Linked DNA regions of Mus musculus: regions 1 and 3 are each linked to region 2. A link is a contact called in ENCODE Hi-C or POLR2A ChIA-PET data. All regions are on one chromosome and are shown on one strand. Each heading gives the region's core, a stretch centred on a gene start or an enhancer-like site at or near the end of the contact. The rest is flanking DNA. Distances are from core to core; before and after follow the strand shown.

Evidence for each region. A loop is a pair of places that touch in the nucleus more often than their neighbours do. ChIA-PET counts read pairs that join two places held with the same protein, here RNA polymerase II (POLR2A).
Region 1: a map of heart shows a loop between it and region 2 (2.6-fold over the local background). The contact joins the promoter of Ephb4 here to the promoter of Gnb2 in region 2. A Hi-C loop is called at or near these places in 1 of 37 maps with a recorded cell type or tissue (heart). POLR2A ChIA-PET finds 5 or more read pairs at or near these places in 2 of 5 experiments (Patski and embryonic stem cell).
Region 3: a loop to region 2 is called in a map of heart, with 4 times the contacts of the local background. The contact joins the promoter of Tsc22d4 here to the promoter of Gnb2 in region 2. A Hi-C loop is called at or near these places in 9 of 37 maps with a recorded cell type or tissue (gastrocnemius, heart and left cerebral cortex). POLR2A ChIA-PET finds 5 or more read pairs at or near these places in 1 of 5 experiments (Patski).

Annotation. Positions count from the first base shown.
Region 1 is chr5:137,348,151-137,351,511 of GRCm38, reverse strand. Ephb4 (Eph receptor B4) reads right to left here and starts at 1,403. Exons shown (of 17, transcript NM_010144.6): 1 at 863-1,403. The coding sequence starts at 914. Gm52791 (a long non-coding RNA gene) reads left to right here and starts at 1,460. Exons shown (of 3, transcript XR_003955817.1): 1 at 1,460-2,433.
Region 2 is chr5:137,531,126-137,534,694 of GRCm38, reverse strand. It overlaps Gnb2 (guanine nucleotide binding protein (G protein), beta 2), which reads left to right and starts at 1,389. Exons shown (of 10, transcript NM_010312.5): 1 at 1,389-1,556.
Region 3 is chr5:137,744,595-137,748,175 of GRCm38, reverse strand. Tsc22d4 (TSC22 domain family, member 4) reads right to left here and starts at 2,207. Exons shown (of 5, transcript NM_023910.6): 1 at 1,762-2,207; 2 at 317-1,328. The coding sequence starts at 1,060.

The sequences.
Region 1 (3,361 bases), core at 154-2,653, 180 kb after region 2:
GAGCCAAATTCATTGAAAAGAGATTAGGGAGGCAGGAAAGGGGGTTATGAGTCCTGTGCAGCCCCAAGAGGGACTGTGGAGTTAGGGGCTCACAGATCTGAAGAGGCATTTGGAGAGGAATACAGAAGGAAAAAAAAAAAAAAAACCAGAAATCTGAGGCGGGCTAGGAGGCGGCCAGCTGGGGTGAATTAGGGCGACACAGGCCGGTGTTAGGCAGTTTCTGCGGGCTTGCATGGCTGGAAGAAAGCCTCAGCCTTGGGAAAAGTTGAGGTCTAAATGGCATGTAAAAGGTTGGGGTACAGCCTTGAGAAAAACAAGAAAAGAGTCTGCACGAGGTCAGTAGCCTGGCCAGCCATTTGGGAGTTGGAGAGTGGGGCTGCAGATGGGGCCATCCTGACTGGGGTGTGGAGTCCAGGTGTGAATGAACGCTAGGGAACCAGAGGTGGGGGTCGCTTTACGGCCTAGCTGGGGTCTGCCTCGCCTGCAAGTGCCCCTTCAGGAACTTTCCCCTGGAGTTTAGCCAGAGGTGGAGAGAGGATAAAAACTTTGGGGGATAGTTTTGAACATTAGGGTGGACAGGAAAAGGAAGGCTGTCATGGGCCTTTGGCATCAGGACTGAGAATTTAGAAGGCTGGGTAAGGGAAGGTCCCGGGTCTGAGCTCTCGACTCCATCTCTTTCCCAAACAAAAGAAAAACCCCACTCCCCGCCAGGCCGCCTCCTCCCCGCCCCCTCCCGTTCTAGTGCTATTGGTCCGAAGTGTTTAAGGGGTACCGGAGTTGGGATAGGGAGAGACCAGCTTTTGCACTCTGAGGCACAACTTTGGGGGACCCCAAGAACAGGGGGCACCCCAAGAAAACTCACCTTCTAAAGCAGTGGCGAGGGAAGCCCAGCACAGCAGCGCTCGGAGCTCCATGGCGCCGCCTCACTTTGGCTGAATGCGATCCGAGTTTGGGGGGCCCTGGCCCCCCCAGGTCTGACCCTCCCCTGGGCGGGTGCACACCGACTCTGCTGCTGGGACTTTCCGTCGAGGGCCTCTCAACGATGGCCCATGCGGGCGCGCCAGGCACCCGCGCTCAGGTGCGGCCCCCACGTCCCCGCCGCAGCGCGCGCGCGCGGGGAGGCCAGCCTTGAGGGGGGACGTCCTGGCAGTGGCCGTCGCTGGGCGGGCGGAGATCGGGACGTGGCTGAGAGTTAGGGGTCCCTTCGGGGCTTCGGGGGTCCCGCCCTGGCTGGCTGGGGTGGGCCGATTGCTCGCGGTCTCTCTCGCTCCCTGGAGTGGTTGGTGGATGTCGCGCCGCCGGGGTTAGTGCGCCGGTCGCGGTCAAGGAAGGTGGAAACCAAAGTGGGAACCGAGCAGGAGGGAGGGAAACAGGCTGGGCCAGGGCTGGGCCGAGTCGAGACTGAGTCGGGCGGCGCCTGGCCTAGGAGGGAGGGGCGCATAGGAGGCGGAGACAGTCCCATGTCAGAGTTTCCCCCCGCCCCATCTCCCAACACCCTGGAGCCCGGGTTTCTCTGGGAGGGGGGGGTGCACGGGGAGCTGATTGGCTCCTATGCTGCTGAATAATTCATGAGAGGGGGGGCCGCCCGAACTGAGCCTGTCGGGAAGTTAGGAGAAAGTTTGCAAGAGGGGGAGGGGCGGCATGTGTGGAACTTAGGGACTGTCCAGGGGTGCTGGGTGTCCCATGCCTACTACCCCTGATTGTGCATGTTGGGGCAGTAGCCCAGGAATCCTCAGGACTGACCTGAACCTACCAGGCCTCACAGATGTGTGCGTAAATGTGAATGCCCCCACACAAAGCCTGCTTTGACCTTGCAGCGGGACCTGAGATTCCACATCTGGATGCGCCCCCTGCCACCTAGTTGGAGCAGGGGATTGCATTTGGGAGGAGAAGGTTAAAACTTTGCATTTGGGTATGGAGAGCTTCCCAACAGACCTCCGTTCCTCAAGCAATAATCCCAGCTTGTCTATCTCCGGAGAGAGCGCTCACACAATCAGTGCGTGCTCGTTAAGTCCTGGAGATCCACTGAGCGCGCAGCCTAACGCTGGAGAAAGTGGTTTGAAACCCAAAGTATAGAAAATGTAAATAAAAGGCAGGCGTGTCAGAGAGGGTGAGGGATCTCCGTAACACCTCATTTCATTTTTTTAAAGGAGGGGGACACTTCCCCGCCGCCTGCAGCCTTGACCTCCAAGGCGGGGGTAGGGACCGTTGTGGCTCTTTCCTGAGGCTGTTTCCTGTCTGGCTCCTGGGGGCCCTCGGGATGGCTGGGAGGGCCCTTCCTCTCATTTGCTAGCACCCCCTCTCATCCATCAGTTTGAGGGGAGGGTCCAGGAAAGACGGCCTCCTATCTACATCAGGGCACTGTGAGTGTGGGGCACGGGATGGTTGGATGAGAGAGGTGCTGTTCCCGAAGTCGGTCCTTTAAGGGCTGCGGTAAGGAGACTTTAATTTAAGGTAATTAGTACAGGGTCTGGAAACTCTGAGGTAGGAGTCTGGGGCACCTGGGAGTCTGCCAAATACCCTAAGGGCGCACACACACACCCCAGCGGGCGCGGGAGACCGGTGATGACCTCTTGTCCGCCTGCGCGCACACACACACCAGCGGGCGCGGGAGACCCGTGATGGCCTTTTGTCCCCGTGCACTTATCTTCCTGGCGCAAGTAGTGCTCCCCACCCCCTGCCCTTCCTCACAGCCCTGCCTGGGTCCCGCTCCGGGGTGGGGGGTCAGCCAGGGCAGGAAACAGCCGGCTTGGCTGGAGCCAGGCTGACCGGCTAGATCTGGGAGTCCCCTCCTCCTTCCCCACGCAGACTCAGGCTCCCCTTCTCTTATCCACAGACACCCCCTTTTTTGCAGCTATCATTCTGCATCCGGGTCCCCCTGAATTTCTGAGTCGTGGCTTGTTCTCACCCTAGGAGCCACCATCAGCAGCCCACTTCAAGCCTTTGATTGCTTAAAAATTTTCACATTTAGTGGGATAAGCAATTCATTAGTATGCAGAGACGATTAACGCCTCAATAGAGGAGAGACAAGCAGCCTGGATGACAGAGGCAGGCGTGGAGGAGGGTTCGGTTGATGAGACCCAGCTGAAAAGATGAAAGAGCCCATCAGATTATTCCGAAAACCCAAAGACAGTGTATCAGTAAGAATGACTCCTGGGCTGGCCTCTCTGCTGCTATCAGTAGAGAATTTGGTAAACAGTTTCTCTAGCACCCAGAAAGCCCTGAGTTCCATCCCATTCCTACACAGATCCAGTGTGGTCATACTCCCACAACTTGGGAGGAAAGTGGAACCAGACTGGACTACATTGCAAGTCTTACACACACACACACACACACACACACACACACACACACACACACA
Region 2 (3,569 bases), core at 140-2,639:
AGGCTGGCCTCTAGTTCAATATGTGGGTGAAGACAAATGTGAACTTTCTATTCTTTCCTCTCTACGAGTATACTTCACTACAGTCTATTTTGAATAGTGTTTTTTTTTTGTTTTGTTTTGTTTTGTTTTGTTTTGTTTTTTTCAAGACAGGGTTTCTCTGTATAGCCCTGGCTGTCCTGGAACTCACTTTGTAGACCAGGGTGGCCTCAAACTCAGAAATCCACCTGCCTCTGCCTCCCGAGTGCTGGGATTAAAGGTGTGTGCCACCTTGCCCGGCTGAATAGTGTGTTTTGATCTCCTAAACTCCGAGGACTGTCTCAAAGGCCACAGGACAACTCGGACTTTACCAAAACATTTTCACAATCTATGGGGGGACGGGGGACGGGACAGTTCTCCAACAATCCAGGAGACTCAAGGGTAACCTTCAATATACTCATTTAACAGATATGGAAATCCAGGCACATTCTTATGTTGTGTTCCCTCGGTGGGGTGCTCCACAGTGTAGTTTTCTTCAATGGTTATTAAAGTTGAGATCGCATCTCAACTCTGCAGCCTGAGTCCATAGTCAGCATCATGAGGATTAATAAACAAAAGTATTGGTGAGAGATGTGGCTCCATTGGTGGAGTGTTTGCCTAGCATGTATGAAGCCCTAAGTTCTACCCTGCATAAATCAGGCACAGGGTTGTGTATCTGTAATTCCAGCATTTGGTAGATGTAAGCAGGAGGATTATCAGTTTAGGGTCATCCTGGGCTACGTGGTGGGCTCCTGAAACTCTATCATAAAACAAAAACCTTTAAGTATGCAAATCAATAAATATGGACTGTTGCTGCGGCGGTATGAGGCCTAGTCTAGGAAGCCTACAACCCCTCACAGTGCTGCGCTTGAAGAACTGTCTGGGTGTAATTCCCTCTAACTTGCATTTTATGGGATTCTAGTGGTCACCAACCACTCGCTGTCTTTTTCTGCCCCACTGTCCTGCACTGGTTTAGACTTCCCTAGTTCCGCCTCCGGGAAGGGAGTGGCCTCACCAGGGGGCGTGGCCAACCCGAGAATTGGGCCTTCTTGCCTCCAGTCTGGAGCCGCCCAATCCGGAGGGGGGGGGGGTTGAAGGAGGTCGATCACGTGACCTGGGATTTTTTTTTTCCCCCCTCCCTTATGCCTATACCACTTCTGCTGTCCCTAGAGAGGATGTCTTGCTCCTTTTCTGGAAATAAACTACGTCGTGTGATCTTTGATGAGTTAGAAAAACGTGGAATTGTGCTTTTATTGTGGCTGAGGCATCTTTTGCTCCTGGAGTGGTGTTTTCGCTTCTAGCCTTCCCCCCCACACACTTGAGTATTTGGTCTCGTCCAGCCTGGCCCTGGGCGCGGCGGCGACGGCCGCGTCACTGGCGGGCGGGATCCCTCCGCTCTGGGGAGAGCTGCGCTGGACGGTTGAGTTGGGGTGACTGAGGAAATCCATCCGCGTCGCCGCCGCTGCCGCCTCCGCCGCGGAGGAAGACAGGACCTCCCGCGCTCCTCCAAGCGACCCCTTGGCAGAGTCCCACCACCTCAGGTACCTCCGCTGATAAAAGGAGTCCTCATCTCCCCCAGCCCCAAATTCCCACGGGTGTGTGTGTGGCAGGGGGAAGCCTCGGTTCCTTCCGTCTCCCGGGTTTGGCTCTTGGGAAACGGACGTAACTCCCAGACCTCCCCTCCCTTCCTCTGGCCCGGTCGTTTCCAAACCCGGAAGGGGAACTGGGGGGGGGGGGGGGACCCTCGGCTTCAATAATGCATGCGCTCCCTGCAATATCAGTGGCAATTATTTTAAAATCTAGACCCCCCTCATCCCAGCCCCGCCTGCCTCTTGATCCCTTAATAGTTGGGGGGCTAAATTCTGGGTTTCTTCTATGTCCTGTCCCGCCCCCTTTCCCCACCACCACCCTGCTGCCTGCCCCTGGGTAACAGCCCTCGTGCCCACTCGTTTCACACCCTTGCTTGCATTAGCCTTGCAGAACTCCAGAATCCTAGGAGATCCAGTTAAGGCCTCAAGGCCACCCTTGTCTTCGTCTCCACCCTACTGCCCCTTGATTCGGGCTCTGGCAGTGTTTTCTCAGTCCCGACCCCTAAGCTGGAGATCTCAGCACCTTATTCTTTTTACAAATCCTTACCCAGGTCTGGCACCTAGTCGCCTGTCCCCTTCGTCCAGCTTTCTTTTGGGCAAAATGGAGGTCCTACGAGCTGAAGGGCCTGGCCCACTGCACTTCGCAGCACGGCCAGCCCGCGCCGTCCAGCTGCCAGATCTGAGGACCCTCTCTTTCCTCCTCTCACACCTGCGGAGGCGGTGGCACCCTTTTTTTTGGAGGGGGGGCTATGGTTGCTTTATCCCTAGAATCGAGGAGCTGCTGAGGGAACGTTGGAGGGTAATGGGGATCTAAGGGCTGGGAGCATGGCCCCCGACCCAGTGTCTTCTTCCTGGCCTGTTTTCCTTCTGCCCCAGGCCTGTGTCATTGAGGCCAGGCCTGGGCTGCTGTCAGCTGGAAGGAAGGGGCTTTTGTTCACAGCTGGAGTGGGGTGGTAGCTATGTCGTTGCCCCCTCCCTCATTTTGGAGGGGCATCCTCTGGCACTGGCGCAGAAAGCTGAACTTACGGAGGGGAAATATCTTCGGGGAAGAGGAACGCCCAGTGTCTGGGGGAAGTGGGAGCTGGGTGGGGGACGCCTGGGTCGCCAGAGTGCAGTGTACACGGCCAGATCGCACAGGTGTCCCGGGAAGGCAGGACGTCGGAGGCTGGAGTGGTGCCAGCTAGGCCTCGGGGGCTGCTGAGCACAGAGCTGGGCTCTAGGGGTGCCTAGGGGCATCGGGCCGAGCCGCCTGGGGCCGCTCGCCGGCGCCTGGGAGAGAGCAGCTCCGCGCCCCGGGGCCAGGGGCCTCTCTTCGGAGCCCTAATTACTTCTGAGAGGCTCCCACGGGCTTTGTGCGGGCGCAGCGGGGCGGGCGACCTCGGCGCTGAAGGGAGCTGGCGGCTTGGGGGTTTGCCTTCCCCGCTACTCTCGCACTGACCAGCAGCTAATGGGGTGCAGCCGGCCCGGAATGGGGATTATCCCGGGTTGAGCCGTCCCGAACCTATTAGTGCTCAATCGGCTTTTCCCAAATCCTGTAAACAGCCACCCTGGCCGGTTCTGGGTAAGAGGCGGGAGTCTAGGTCGGGCGGGGGCGATGGGGGCCGGGGGTGGGGTCACCCACCCTACAGGTCTCTGCCGCGGATGCGGTTGCCTTGGCAACGAGGCTAGGGTGGGGGCACTTCACCAATGAGGTGCTCTTAGTCCGGGTGACGGTTGCCTAGGCAACCCCACGAACAGCCTAGCTTCTCCCCTCATCCTCCCCCCCCCCCATCACCACCTCTGTCTTAGCTGGGGGTGTGTGTGGAGGGTGTGCGGTATGTGGGGGTGAATTTAAAGAGGTACCGCCCCTTTTTAAAATTAGGTGCTGGGAGGGCGGCGCCTTGTGCGGGCTGGGGCGAACGCCAGGTCTGTTTTCGAAGGGACTCCCCCCCCCCCCATCCCCAGTTCCTGCCGCCCTAGTGTCCC
Region 3 (3,581 bases), core at 958-3,457, 210 kb before region 2:
GAGAAAAGAAAAAAGAAAAGAGATGGAAAGGAAAAACGGAAGGAAGGAAGGAAGGAAGGAAGGAAGGAAGGAAGGAAGGAAGGAAGGAAGGAAGGAAGGGAGGGTGCATGTGTATTCAGAATAAAGAAAGGCTGGGAGAGAAAAAAGATTTCAGAGTACAAATTGCAAAAAGGGAGAGGGGACTTTATGCCTATCCAACAGACAGGTGATAAGGGGTGGGCCGGCAGGACGGAAACTGAGGGGAGGAGGCCCAGGATATAGGTCAGCCGCCTGAGTACAGTAGGTCCCGCCCCGCCCCCATGAACCCATCTCTTACCTTTCCTGTCTCCGCTGGAGCAACTAACTCCATCCTCAGCCGAACTGCTCCATCTCTTCTCCGTGACAGTGGAGGGGTTGCGGCTGCTGAACCCCCAGACTCCACTTCTACCCTCAGAGAGGGCAGGGTCTGAGCACTATCTCCAGTCCCAGGCCCTGGGGGGCGCTGCTGGGGTGGAGATGCTGACAGCGGGGGTGTCTCCACCTTAGCCTTGCCAGGTCCTGCCAGCTGGCCCAGCCCCCCTGTGAAGGAGCGGGCCTGTGGTCCAGGAGAAGTAGGGGGCGGGCGGAGCCAAGAGGTGGGGCCCTGAGACAGGCCTGGCTGCGGGATAGGGGTGCTTATGCCCAAACTAGCCAGCTCCAACCTAGAATCCAATGATCTGCCTCCGGTGCCTCCAGAGGCCCCTCGAATGCCCTCCAGAAGCCGACCGAAGCTTGGAGGCTCCAGATCTCTCTCGTAAACATCCACACACGTCCACCGACCTCGACGATAAGGCTCTCCCAAACCTTGGGGCAGCTTCACCACCCGGAAACGGGAGGCAGGGGCTCCAGGTGGCGGAGAGCCATTCCGGGGGGTGCCCCTGCCCCCTGGATCAGGGTTGGGGTCCCCATTGGGGAGGCGGGGCGGGGGCCCAGCGAGAGCCGGTGGGACAGGGGAATCCGAAGCCCCTGGGCTTCCTGGGCCCTCATAGTCCGTGGTGACGCTGGTGATCTGAAAACTACTTTTCTTCTTACCACCACTCATGGTCCCTGGGGCTCCGGACTGGGCTCGGGTGGGGGAGGGGCTGGGCTCCTGGAGAGGGGCTCAGGCACCTCTGGAACAAGGGGGCCACATGGCAGGGACATCGGGGCCCCTGGGGACGTCTGGGTCCGACATGGCAGGAGGGCCTTGTGGGAACTTGGGGGTGCCTGGTTAGTGACTGGAGTACAGAGGGGAGGTGGCAGGAGGGGGGGGCAGGGGCAGGTTTTTCCTGCTGCTGTCGCCGCTGAAACCCCAAAGCTGAGCTTGCAAACTGGAAAAAGAAAGAGACAGAAAGTGAGCGAGAGTGTGTGTACGTGAGCAAAAGAAAAAGCAGGGGCCAAACCACCTCCGGGGCTTCCTCTCGGGGGAGCCGACTGGAGGGAGGAAGAAGAAAGCCACTAGAGACCCAGAGACAAGTAGAAATGACAGACCGGAGCAGAGGGGACAGAATTCAGAACACCCACAACAGGAAGAAGCAGCTGGGACCCAAAGTTGGACATTTCATGCTTGAGATCCAAACTCGTCCCCAACACGTATCTCCATGGCCAGGGGCACAGGGGTGAATCGGCTCCTCCCCTGAAAGGGCCACCCTGAGGCCTCTGCCGGGCCTCAAGCCCACCCCACCCCCATTCCAGTTCCCCCATCGCTGGTTAGGCACTGCCCGCCAAGCCAAGCGCCCCGCCCAGCCCGGGAGAACTACCTACCTCTCGGGCCTCGGCCACCGAGCTGAGCTGGAGAGAAGACCTGGGGGACTAAGATCTCTCTCTCTCTCTCTCTCTCTTTTTTTTTTAAATCCTAAGGCGGCCTAGAGCAGGCCACGGCAGGCAGCAATCAAGGGCTACCCAGTGTTCTCTGGCGTCCGCATCTCACTCTGCGAGGCATCTCGGTGGAAAGTTTGCAGTTGAGACGAGAAGAAACCAGCGCTTCCACGGGGGAGCCCAGGCGCAGCCTCGGTTAACACTCCACGGGTCTTCCCTGTTGCTGTGGGAGGGGGCGGCTCAGCCCCCCGCTGGCTCCAGTCCCTTGAGTGGCTCTCTCTCAAGGCTCCTCCCACGTGGCCCCACTGGATGTATCTCTCAGCTCCTCAGCTCCGCTCCGTCTCGGTCTGGGTCTCTGGCTCTCTTTCTGGGCTGTTGACAACCCCCACACCAGGAAGTCCTGCCTTCTCGGGCCTGCTCACTGCTCCTCTCCTCCTCCTTCCCCTCTTCCTCCTCCCTCCTCCCTCCTCCCTCCTAAGGCTCCCTGCCAGCTGGCCCGGAGCCAGGCCTGCCACAGCCGCAGCCGCAGCCGCAGCCTACAGTTGCTGCTGTAGCTGCTGCTGTTGCTGCTGCAGCTTCTGCCGCTGCGGGTCCCAAACTGGTTGCTTTAACCCTACACCTGCCAGGTTCCAGGCAACTCTTCCTCGGAGGGAGGGGCATGAGGGCGGAGAAAAAGAGGAGGAGCCTGCGGGAGGCCAGGGATTCCCTTACTTGTAGGCTTTTGCAGGTTCTCCAAAAGAGTCTCAAGGAACGTGCCAGACATGTTCTGGGTACCTGACTGTCCATAAATACATAGTCAATGTGACCCACTGGCTGTGATTTGTCACAGCGTCTCTGGTTTTCACCGTAAATTCACGAGAAACTCCTTTCCCCACTCTGTTTTCAAAAGCGAGCGGCTATGAAAATTTTCAAACATGCCCTAAAGTAGAGGAACTAGGAGAATGAACGCCCATACACGCCATCATGGACTTGTAACAAGTATCAGCTGTACCCAAACGTGTTTTATTCCTCCAATATCTTTTCTCGGATTTTGCTGCAATATTTGAATTTTTTTTTTTTTTTTTTTTTTTTTTTTTTTTTTTTACTGTGAATGTATGTATGTGTAGATCTGGAGGTCAACTTGAAGGAGTCAGTTTTCTCTTCCACTATGTGGGTCCAAGGATGGAATAGTGCCAACCATCCGGTTTGGTGGTAAGGCCCTTTACCCACTGAGCCATCCTGTCTATCCTGCTCCTGCTCCAGTATATGAAATCAAATCTCTGATACGGTGTTTCCCTCTCTTAAAAAGGGAAAATTGGAGAAAGCAAACTATCCAAGAAGGCTGTTGGTGGTAGGGTAGACATGTGTGTGGCGTGTGTGTGCACATGAATGAGTAGTTGCACACACTTGTGTGTGTTTGTTAGCCACAGGACCACACTGGGTGTCCTACTCAGGGTCTCTCATTGAATGCATAGCTTGGTAGGCATCCAGCAAGCCCCAATAATTCTACATCTATTCTCCACAACACTGAGGTTATAGGCACACATGGTTATGCCTGGCTTCTCATGTGGCTACTGAAGATTTGAACTCAGGTCCTCATGCTTGAGTAGCAAGAACTTTTACCTGCTGAGCCACTCCTCAGCCCAGAACAGGCATTGCTACCTTCTCATCTTTGTCCCTCATATAAACACTTAGGTAGATGGGAAGATGAAGTTGCTCACTTCTGCTTCCCCAAGTGCTTGGACACACACCCATGTCCACACAACTACCCCGTGCGTATACCTGAG